Linked DNA regions of Homo sapiens: region 1 is linked to region 2. The links are chromatin contacts, found by Hi-C or POLR2A ChIA-PET in ENCODE. All regions are on one chromosome and are shown on one strand. The core of a region is the stretch at or near the end of the contact, and the rest is flanking DNA. Distances in the headings are between cores, read along the strand shown.

Evidence for each region. Hi-C counts contacts between places; a loop is a spot of excess contacts on that map. ChIA-PET counts read pairs that join two places held with the same protein, here RNA polymerase II (POLR2A). Pooled maps may share reads with other maps.
Region 1: a loop to region 2 is called in a pooled map, with 2.4 times the contacts of the local background. The contact joins the enhancer-like site here to the promoter of LINC01389 in region 2. A Hi-C loop is called at or near these places in 1 of 50 pooled maps. POLR2A ChIA-PET finds 5 or more read pairs at or near these places in 2 of 52 experiments (PC-9 and WTC11).

What each region holds. Positions count from the first base shown.
Region 1 is chr1:46,440,014-46,445,173 of GRCh38, reverse strand. It overlaps the pseudogene FAAHP1. Among named protein-coding and RNA genes, the nearest start is that of LINC01398, 7.1 kb to the left of the region's middle. RefSeq lists enhancers at 2,057-2,296, 2,817-2,946. Within about 2 kb of position 2,698, at least 5 of the 41 ENCODE cell types and tissues checked have a DNase peak (open chromatin) inside an H3K27ac peak, as active enhancers do.
Region 2 is chr1:47,434,775-47,439,834 of GRCh38, reverse strand. LINC01389 (long intergenic non-protein coding RNA 1389) reads left to right here and starts at 2,518. Exons shown (of 5, transcript NR_126355.1): 1 at 2,518-2,545. FOXD2 (forkhead box D2) reads right to left here and starts at 1,791. Exons shown (of 1, transcript NM_004474.4): 1 at 1-1,791. The coding sequence starts at 1,699. The coding sequence ends at 212. RefSeq lists an enhancer at 1-373 and silencers at 1,562-1,741, 1,772-2,671, 3,152-3,311.

The sequences.
Region 1 (5,160 bases), core at 1,449-3,948, 990 kb after region 2:
CAGAGCCTGCTTCACAGGCCCCTTGCCTGGCTCTGTTCATCACCCATGCTATTCTGGGCCTCCGTACCAACGGTTGGTCTAGGTATGCTTTAGTCCAAACATCCCTTTCCCAATCTATATTAAGGTAAAAATGACCTAGATCTCAGAATTCCAGGCTTCCTCAGCTCTCAGTGAAACCTGAAAAGACTGTTCTGATTTTATTGCCCATAGTTCTTCAGGGTTAACATGTAAAACTTGCTCCCTGTGCAGAATGCTGATTATAATGACGAAAGAGAAAGCCGAGCATCCACTCAATGTTCAAGCAAGAGAAAGAAGAGCATGCTAATCCCTGATCCAGAGCCTGGTTACCCTTCCACAGTGAAAGCATTGCCTTGGCCCAAAACAGGCCCAGGAACATGGGGGCTAAGCCTGAGTCCCTGCCACGAAATCCAAACGTCCTTGTAGGAATTCAAACCTGTTTTCTTTGCTTTGTGATGATATCATTTGAGGCTTTATTTGCCTTTGTCTCTGGAGTCAGATCACCTGTTTCAAGTCCTAGCTCCTCCACTTCAATTGGCTGTGTGGCTTTGGCCCAGTCCCTTAATCTGTCTGTGCCTCCATTTTCCTCATTTAAAAAACCTCACAGGAGAGTTATTGAATTTAATGATTTAATATTTATACACGGCACTTTTAAACAGCTCCTGGAACAGAGTAAGTGCTCAAGACACATGAGATAGTGTCATTATTGTTATTTTCTCAGAATTCAGGTCAGCAGTTCCACTGGGTAACTCTAGCACTAAAATCAATTTCCAGAAAAAGTAAGTTACTTAATGTCTGACTCAGATACGTGCATATGTTTCAGAGTCGGCCTCTTTCTCTTCCTCTCTCTCCTTCTCTCTCTCACCAAAGTCAGGTGTGTTATTTTAGACCCTGCAGTTAAATATTTGGTAATATTTTCTTTTATGAAACCACTCTGACTTACTAATCATAGTATTTATCGAACACTTCCTACACACAAGACCTTATGCAAATTGCTTCATTCACTTTTTCAAATTAATTAACCTTTAGCACAACCCTACAAAGTAGATGTTTTTATTCCCATTTTCCTGGTGAAGAAACAGAGGTCCCAAGAGAGGTCATATCCAGAGCAGATACACAGTAAGCTCATAACCAGCGGCTTTTGCCCTGCTCTGCCCTCCCTGCCTCTGAGATCATTTTTACCTACAGCAATGCAAAGAAGGCCGGGCGCAATGGCTCACACCTGTAATCCCAGCACATTGGGAGGCCGAGGCAGGCAGATCACTTGAGGCCAGGAGTTTGAGACCAGCCTGACCAACATGGTGAAACCGTGTCTCTACTAAAATTACAAAAATTAGCCGAGCATGGTGGTGCATGCCTGTAGTCCCAGCTACTTGGGAGGCTGAGAGGCAGGAGGATGGCTCAAACTCAGGATGTGGAGGTTGCAGTGAGCTGAGATTGCACCACTGCACATCAGCCTGGGCAAAAGAGTGAGATTCCATCTCAAAAAAAAAAAAAAAAATTAGCCGGGCGTGGTGGCAGGTGCCTGTAATCCCAGCTACTTGGGAGGCTGAGGCAGGAGAATCACTTGAACCCAGGAGGCAGAGGTTGCAGTGAGCCGAGATCGTGCCACTGCACTCCAGCCTGGGCGATAGAGCAAGACTCTGTCTCAAAAAAGAAGGAGAAGGAGAAGGAAAAGGAGGAAGAAGGAGAAGGAGAAGGAGAAGGAAAAGGAGGAAGAAGGAGAAGGAGAAGGAGGGGGAGAAGGAGGAGGAGGAGGAGGAGGAGGAGGAGAAGAAGAAAAAGAAGAAGGAGGGGGAGAAGGAGGAGGAGGAGGAAGAGGAGGAGGAGAAGGAGGAAGAGGGGGAGGGGGAGGGGGAGGAGGAGGAGGCAGAAGAAATACAAAGAAAACCACTGGTTTTGCAAAGTTTTCTCCCCTGACATGGATGGGGCTGACAAGGAGGTCAAATGATGTGTCCTCAGGGTTGGGGTGAAACTAGCATAAGTGCCAAAGGGTGAACACCAGGAATGACCAGTCCCGCCCTACTCTCTCCACCACTACCGTCAGGGGCCCCAACCCGGAGAGAACCAGCCCTGGTTTGTCCCCGCTCCGGGAGAGGCTCGGAGAAGGAAACTGACCTCTGAGAAATTTTTGTCAGAACTATCTCCGTAGCACCCCTTGTAGAAGGCCAGTTCCTCCTCGTCCTGTAGTGTCACGATAGTGACAGGCACCACGCCCGCGGGAAAGTCCAGGAGGTTGTACAGGGTCACATAAGACTGACTTTCTGCAGGAAGATCCAGATAAGCCCAGGAAATCGTCAGCGCAGACTCAGGTGGGGAAGAATGTGGGTGGGCGCCCCCTCCCGGTCCTTCTGGGAACTTCAGCGCTCTGGGCTCGGACTAGCCAATTTGTGTCAGGGGTCATCTTGACAATGGCCTCATGCTCTCCCCAGGGTGGAGGGAAGGACGGAATCTGCATTGCAGAAGCCTCACTCAGTGCCAGGCACTGTGCTGGCCTCATCACATTGCTGATCCCTTGAATCCTCTCCACTCTGTGAGGTGTGGATTACTATTGACTGTGTACAAGTGAGGAAATCGAGGTGGCAGGATTAGGGGCAGGATTAGCCTTTTCTAAGGCTACACAGCTAGTGGATGGCAGAGGATTCAGCCCACGCCCTCCTGTGTACCGGACTTCAAGATAGTAAGGGTGTACAGCGCCACCTGGAGTTGAAAGGACAGCTCTTCTGCAGCAGCCACATGTGTGCAGGGAGAGTCAGGCGTGGGATGAGCCTTTGGCTGGCCACAGTCGGGGGACCCAGGAGGACATGTTCTTAAGGTCAGGGGAGAGGAGTCCAGGCTCAGGTTTGGAACTGAGTTTTATCCTGCCTTGGGTAGCACCTTTGAGACCAGTACCTGTGCATGGGACCCAGGGATGGCCCAGATATTACCCTGTCCTGAGCCCATGTTTTGGACAGGCTGGGCTGAAGACCCCTTTTGAAGTAGGGCAGCAGAGGGCATGTTAAGAGTAAATGGATGGGCTGGGCACAGTGGCTCACGCCTGTAATGCCAGGACTTTGGGAGGCTGAGGTGGGTGGATCACCTGAGGTTAGGAGTTTGAGACCAGCCTAGCCAACATGGCGCAACCCCGTCTCTACTAAAAATGCAAAGATTAGCTGGACGTGGTGGCACACACCTGTAATTCCAGCTACTTGGGAGGCTGAGGCAGGAGAATTGCTTGAAATCAGGAGGCAGAGGAGGTTGCAGTGAGCTGAGATCATGCCACTGCGCTCCAGCCTGGGTGACAGAGCAAGACTCTGTCTCAAAAAAAAAAAAAAAAAAAAAAAAAAAAAAAAAAAAACAGTAAATGGATGTGCTAGGTGGAAGAAGCCAAACACAAAAGCTTCATACCCTTTGATTCCATTTGTATGAAATTCTAGAAAAGGCAAAACTATGGTGACAGAAAGCAGATCAGTGGTTACTGGGGTTAGGGATAGAGTGAACTGCAGAGACATGAGGGAAATTTGGGGGTGATGGAACATGTATCTGTAAAATCTAAAAATATATTCTGTTCTGTATTTCTGATTATAGTGGTGGTTATACAACAGTATACATTTGTCAAAATTCATCAAATTATACTTAAAATCGGTGAATTTTATTGCATGTAAATTATACTTCCATAAAGTTCATTTTTAAAGTGAATGGAAATTGCTAACAGGTACAAGTTTTCCTTTCAGGGTAACAGAAATGTTCAGACATTAGATAATGGTGGTGGTTGCACGACATTTTGAAATATTAAAAACCACTTAATTGTACACTTTAAAATGGTAAGTTTGTGTTATCTGACTTTTATCTCAATTTAAGAAATATTTTTAAAAAGTTAATGGAGATAGAGGGCAAGATCACAGAAGCTGGGGCAGGACTCAGGAGTCCCGGACTCCCAATCTCAACCCCACCAAGACCCAGTGTGCTCTCACCTGATGCTAGGGAGGAAGAGCCTATATAGAAGGCAGAGCCCAGAACTGGCACCAGCAGCACATCCAGGTCCAGGGACCTCCACTTGGCTATGAACTCTTGCTCATATTCCTGCAGGGACAGTGAGGGATGGGAGGGGTAGGAAGGCAGGGGTTACTGTTTGCCAGACAAGGTCAGATGCTGCCAGGCAGCACTGAGTTGCACACCAGGAGGAAGTCTCAGGCTATAAGCTTCAGCCTGAGATACCTGTGGAGGTTCAGGATCTTCCCAGGGACAGAGGTGAAGGGATGGGAAGCTGAATTTCAGGTCACAAGGATTTGGGGACAATGCTCTAGGGAGATGGACTAGAATAACTTCTGAGGTCACCAAGCCCCCCCACCCAGGTCCAGCTGGGCCTTCTCTGCAGGCCAGTTCATAACTCTGACCACTCAGGGCACTACCCAGGTGTCTGCAGCCCCAGCTCCAGCAGCCCCTCAAGGTCTTCCCAGACAGGCATTACCTCCACTGCTGTGTGCTGTTCCCACAGTTTCTTGGGTGTCCTGAAAGAATGAGGAAGACTCTGACAAGTTCAAAGGTCAGCATGGGAGGGAACCCTTTTATACAAATGGGGACATGACAACCAAGGCCTCAGTGCACGCTGCAAATCAGCTGATGGGCTGGGAGTGACCCCGTGTCTTGTCCCCTGGCCAAGACATCTTGCCTGCTCAAGGTCCCCAAGAGCACACATCCTCTGGTCAATCTACCCCCCATTCCACCAGTCACAGGAACTCATGGGCTGCCTCAAAGGCCACAGGCTCCTTACCCTAATCTGTGAGGCACCCAGTTAGCCCTCAGTCCACTCCAGCCCAATTCTGCCCAGCATCTTCATGCCAACCCCACCAGGCCAAGCCCAACAGCAAACCCAAGCCCATACCAGCCTCTCCCAACCTCATCTCTAACCCTAACTCTAGCCCCACCCCAACTCCAGCCTCAGTCCCAACCCTCTTCCAAATCTATCTTCGCCCCACCAACCCCAACTCAAACCAACTCCAACCCCAGCCTCAGTCTTAAGCCCATCCCCAAATAAAACCTAATCTCAACTTCAGTCCCAAATTTTACCTCAACCTAGCCTTAATTCAGATTTTTTTTTCCCTTGAGACAGAGTCTATCTCTATCACCCAGGCTAGAGTGCAGTGGCACCATCTTGGCCCA
Region 2 (5,060 bases), core at 1,269-3,768:
GTAGCCCCGGGCCTGTCGCCCTGAGCGATAGAGCCCGCTTAGTCCCAACTATCTGCGAGATTCTGTGCGTGGAGCCTGAAGTGCCGTGTCACGCGTGCCGGCCCAAGGTCTGGAGACTTCATAAATAGACTCCCTGAGTTCCGCTGGGACCGCAGGAACTCCCGGGAGAGGCTGAGGAGTGCGGACCTAACCGGCCCTGGGCCTGCTGCGGTCAGAAGTGGCAGCCACTAAGGCCGGCGACTTTGCTGGCAAACCGGGACCCTGAGGACAGCAGCGCGTCCCCGGGATGCGAGAGGCGAATGTGGCCAGCAACGGGAGCCAGGGCCGGAGCAGTCAGCATGGCCAAGACCTGGGCTTGGCCCCCAGGACCCGCGGCTGCCGCGAATGGCGGTCCCGGAGAGCCCTCGCCGGCGCCCGGGGGTGCTGCCCCGCCGCCACCGTGGCCCATGATGTGGTCTATAGAGAAGGAAGGCCTCTGCCCTGCCCCGGCGCCCCCGCCGCCTGCACCACCGCCCGCGTCCGTCTTGAGGCCCTGGCGCAGAAGTGCGGTGGGCAGACCCGCCGCGGTGCCGGCTGCGGGAGGACTCAGGGACGCCGCGTAGAAGGCTTTGGCGCAGCCCAGCTCCGCGCCCAGGAAGGCGGGCAGGCCTGCGGGGCCCGGGCCCGGGCCCGAGCCTGAGGCAGGCGCAGGAGCTGGGGCCGATCCCGCGCCTGCGAACACCGAGGCCGTCGGAGGTCCGGGTGGAGGCGCGGCGGCGCGGCCTGGGGGTACCGACAGCTGGCAAGGAGCGGCGGCGGCTGCCGCGGCGAAAGCGAAGGCGTGCGGGTGCGGGTGCGGATGCGGGGCCGGCCCCGGCGGGGGTGCGCCGTAGGCCGGGAGAGCCAGCCCGTAGCCGTAGCCGTAGGCGCCGTAGGCAGCGAAGCCGGGCAGGAAAGCGCCGGGATCCCCCGCCGCCGCGGCCCCGCCACGCAGCAGCAGCTCCGGGTGAGGGTGCGGGTGTGGGTGCGGCGGCGGCAGGGGCTGCCGCTTGAAGCGCTTGCGACGCCGCAGGAAGCTGCCGTTGTCGAACATGTCGGCCGACTCCGGGTCCAGCGTCCAGTAGTTGCCCTTGCCCGGGTTGCCCGGCTCGCGGGGGATCTTGACGAAGCAGTCGTTGAGAGAGAGGTTGTGGCGGATGCTGTTCTGCCAGGCGGGGAACTTCTCCCGGTAGTAGGGGAAGCGGCCGCTGATGAACTCGCAGATCTCGCTCAACGTCAGCCGCTTCTTGGGGCTCTGCAGGATGGCCATGGTGATGAGCGCGATGTACGAGTAGGGCGGCTTCACCAGCGGGCTCCGCGTCGCCGCGCCCCCCGACGGCGGTCCCGGCCCGGGCCCCGCTGCGCCGCGGGCCGCCGCGGCGCCTGGCCCCGGGCTCCCCGCTGCGGCCGCCGCCCCCCGGGACGCCAGAGCGCGGGGCTCGCCGTCCGAGCAGCCACCAGACTCCTCCTCGTCCTCGGCTAAGTCTGCCTCGGCTTCCTCCGCGGGAGGCTCGTGGCCGTGGGGGAGCACGTCCCGGGGGGCGCGGGGCCCGGAGCGAGCTGGGAGCTCCCCCCCGCCGCTGCCGCCGCCCACCACGTCTATGTCTGCGTCGGCCTCGGACAGCGCGGCCGGGGAGCTCTCGGAGGACATGATCTCGCAGCAGCAGCTGCCCAGGGTCATGGTGCCGCTGCCGCCGCCGCCGCCACTCTCCGGCTCCGCTCCGGCAGCGGCTCGGGCTCGGCCGCGCTGCCTCTGGGGCGAGTGCGTTTTGCGCGCGGGCGGGGAGGGGGCGGGGGACTGAGGCAGGCAGGGAGGGGTGTCCCCCGGCTCCGCAGCGCCCCCTGGCGGCCCAGCTCGGCCGCGCTCACCTTCCAGGGCACGACCCGCCGGCGGCCCCCGCCACTACCCCGGGAATCCGAGCTGGGACCCGCCGCTGGGGCGCAACGGAAGGAGCTGAGGCTTTCCCTTACCTGGGCGGGCCTCAGCCCCTAGTCCCCTCGGGGTGGCAGTGGTTGGTGGTGGGGGATTGTCCCTCCCGCCTAGCGGCTGCCTAAGGCGGAAGAGCTGCGGGCTAGGGCGGAGCTCCCTGGGCGGGGTGGGGCGAGGCGACAGGGGCGGGCGTAGCGCCTCCGCTGAGGGACCCGGCGGGAACAAACCGCCGCCGCGGCGGGAGCTGGGCTCGAGTGGCCGGAGGCGGGCCCTTGTCTTCGCCGCCGCTCCTGCACCCTGTGCTCCCTGAAGCCGCCGCCTTCAGAACGCTCAGCCCCTGGATGTTAAGGCTCACTCGGGCGCCAGCCGCAGCCAGGGAAGTGGCGGCGGTCCCCACCCGTCCTCTCCCCAAGGCGGCGCCCGGGCCACCGGGCCGAAGCGCAGTGGGAGCGCGAGGCTGAGACGCCGGGACCCACGCCGCCCCAGCGCGGCCCGCCGGCGCCCACCCGAGCCCGCACGGCTTCCAGCCCGAGGGGAGACGCATTCGAGTGATCACCAGGAGCGAACTTGGCGCCCGCAGCCTTGGGCCTGGGAGAGGTGAGATTGCGGCGGCGCCCTCTCCTCCCTCCGCTGTCGGGCCCGCCACCCCTCTCCGCGCGGAGAGGCCGGGCAGAGCGCCGGCCGCTGTGGCCGCGTTCCCGGGGCGCGGGCCGGTCTACTGCTCCGAGTTTGCCTGTTCTCCGACCCTCTGGATCTCGGCATCCGTTTGTCTCAGTCTCTGTGACTATCTCACTCTCCGTGAGTCTCTGTGGAAACGGCATTTGTCTGGATGTCTGTTCATGGGTCTGGGAATCCGCTTAATTTCTCCCTCCCCTCTCCCTGGCCCCAGTTGCCCTGAGGACTGGACACCCCCCACCTTCCTGGCTCCCAGGGTTCTGGGCCCCACCGACAGGCGGCAGGACCTCCTCCGCCCCCTGCCCGACACCCCCTCAGTGAACCCTGACCTCCACCAAGTGTTGCCTTCATCTCTCAAAAGTCTTGTGCAACTAAGGTTGGCCCTGTGCCTTGTTTCTCGCTAGCCGGGTTCCTGCCCATCCTATTAGACCTCTTTCTCCCCCGGCCTCCCTCCAGGACCCAGAAACAAGCAGCTTCAACACAGATTGGGCCCATTTCAGCCTCTGGGGCACGGAAGGGGAGATGGGCGCTGGACGTGAGCAGGAACTGAGCGGATGCCTGGGCTGCTGCCCCGACAGCGCCGCACAGTGGCTAAAGCTCGGGCGTGCGAGGCCGGAATCCCAGCTGCCTCCGCTGTAGCAAGGCTGTGTGACCCTCATTAGGTGACTTCCCCGCTTCGGAGCCTCAGTTTCCTGGTCTGCATAGTAGTTAAGAGCAGCGACCTTAAGTCAGGCTCCTGGGGTTCCAATCCTGCCTTCACTACTTACCCTATCTGTCACCTTGGGCAAGGTTCTTTGCGCTTTGTTTCTGCCTTTGTAAAAATGAGGCTAGTAACACCTACCTCAGAACTGATGTATAAGTGTAGCCATATTCTAGGCCATTTAGGAAAGGGTACTGAGAACACTTTGCAGTTTCATCTAACAGCAGCCTCCAATCTACGGGATAGCCTGGTGTTAATCCAACTCTCCCATTCCACAGATGGAGCTACAGAGGCCCAGGATAGGGAGAAAGAACTCACCCAGGCTCCTGCAAAGAAATAGAACAGAGTTGGGTTGCAACCCTTTTCACAGAATCCTCAAAATAGAGTTCTTCATCCCCCCAAGGTAAGGGCAGAAAAAAATGGAAGGCAGGTCTGACTACTCATGTCCTTTGAGAGGAAGTCGCCTGGGCCCCCTCTGGGACCTCTGACCAAGGGGATCCATTTAATGTGCTGTTCCAGCATAAACTGTCATTGGAAAAAAGAGAAATCTCGTCCTCAAACCATGGACAGCAAATTGGACAGGGACTAGTAGCCCTGGAATTGGAATTTCCTGGGTGACAGACTGTCCGGGGAAAAAGGTCTTGGAGAGAAGCTTCTTGCATGAGTCCAAGGAAACTCACATACCTAGGGTTGCTAGATTTAGCAGATTTATTTTATCTGGCAACCCTACACATACCTCAAGCTTGCTCTTGACTACATGGATATCTGTCTCACACTCCCAGAACCCCACTCACAGATACCCCACACCATGGACCACACACCAACTCCAACCCAGCTCAACTCTGCTAGTATCTAAACAAGTGGAGAGAAAAACAGTGTTGGCGTCATCCTACTCCATTTCACCTTCTGAATGTCCTCATTTCTTTTTTTTCTTTTCTTTTTTTTTTTTTTTTTTTTTTTTGACTGAGTTTCGCTCTTGTTGCCCCCCTGCTGGAGTAAAATGGCCTGATCTCAGCAGCTCACCACAACCTCAGCCTCCCAGGTTCAAATGATTCTCCTGCCTCAGCCTCCCAAATAGCTGGGATTACAGGCAGGCACCAACATGCCCGGCTAATTTTGTGTTTTTAGTAGAGAGGAGGTTTCTCCATGTTGGTCAGGCTGGTCTCAAACTCCCTACCTCAGGTGATCCACCCGCCTCGGCCTCCCAAAGTGCTGGGACTACAGGCGTGAGCCACCCTGCCCGGCCTGAATGTCCTCGTTTCTAAAACAGCAAATGGGAACCAGTAGCTTCCTTCCTTGCCAGCACTCCCCTGGCTCCCCAGGCTTTGGTCAGGGTGAGACTAGCCAGGGCACTTGCTGCCCAAATTTCCTGCTTCAGAGAAGTTCTACCAAGCAGCTACAGCAGCCAGCCCTTGCCTCTGCCTGGCCTTGCTGCACGTTCACTGCTACTGAGACCTACACTGGGGAAGGGGAGTACAGAATCCCCAGCTTCTGCTCTGCAGGGTTGGGGAGGGAGAATCCAGACCCTTCACATACATACTTTTTACAGGAGCGGAAACTGAGGTCCAGGAGATCATGTTACTTGTCAGGCTTTTGAGGGGCGCTAAGCTGGGTTGGACCTACGTGTCCGGGTTCCTAGCCCAGAACCCCTCTGTTTATCCAAATAGCTGTTTCTCTAACCGAGCTCCTCTCTGTATAGAGGGATTTCTAGTAGCCTCTCCTCCCTTCCAAGGTTCT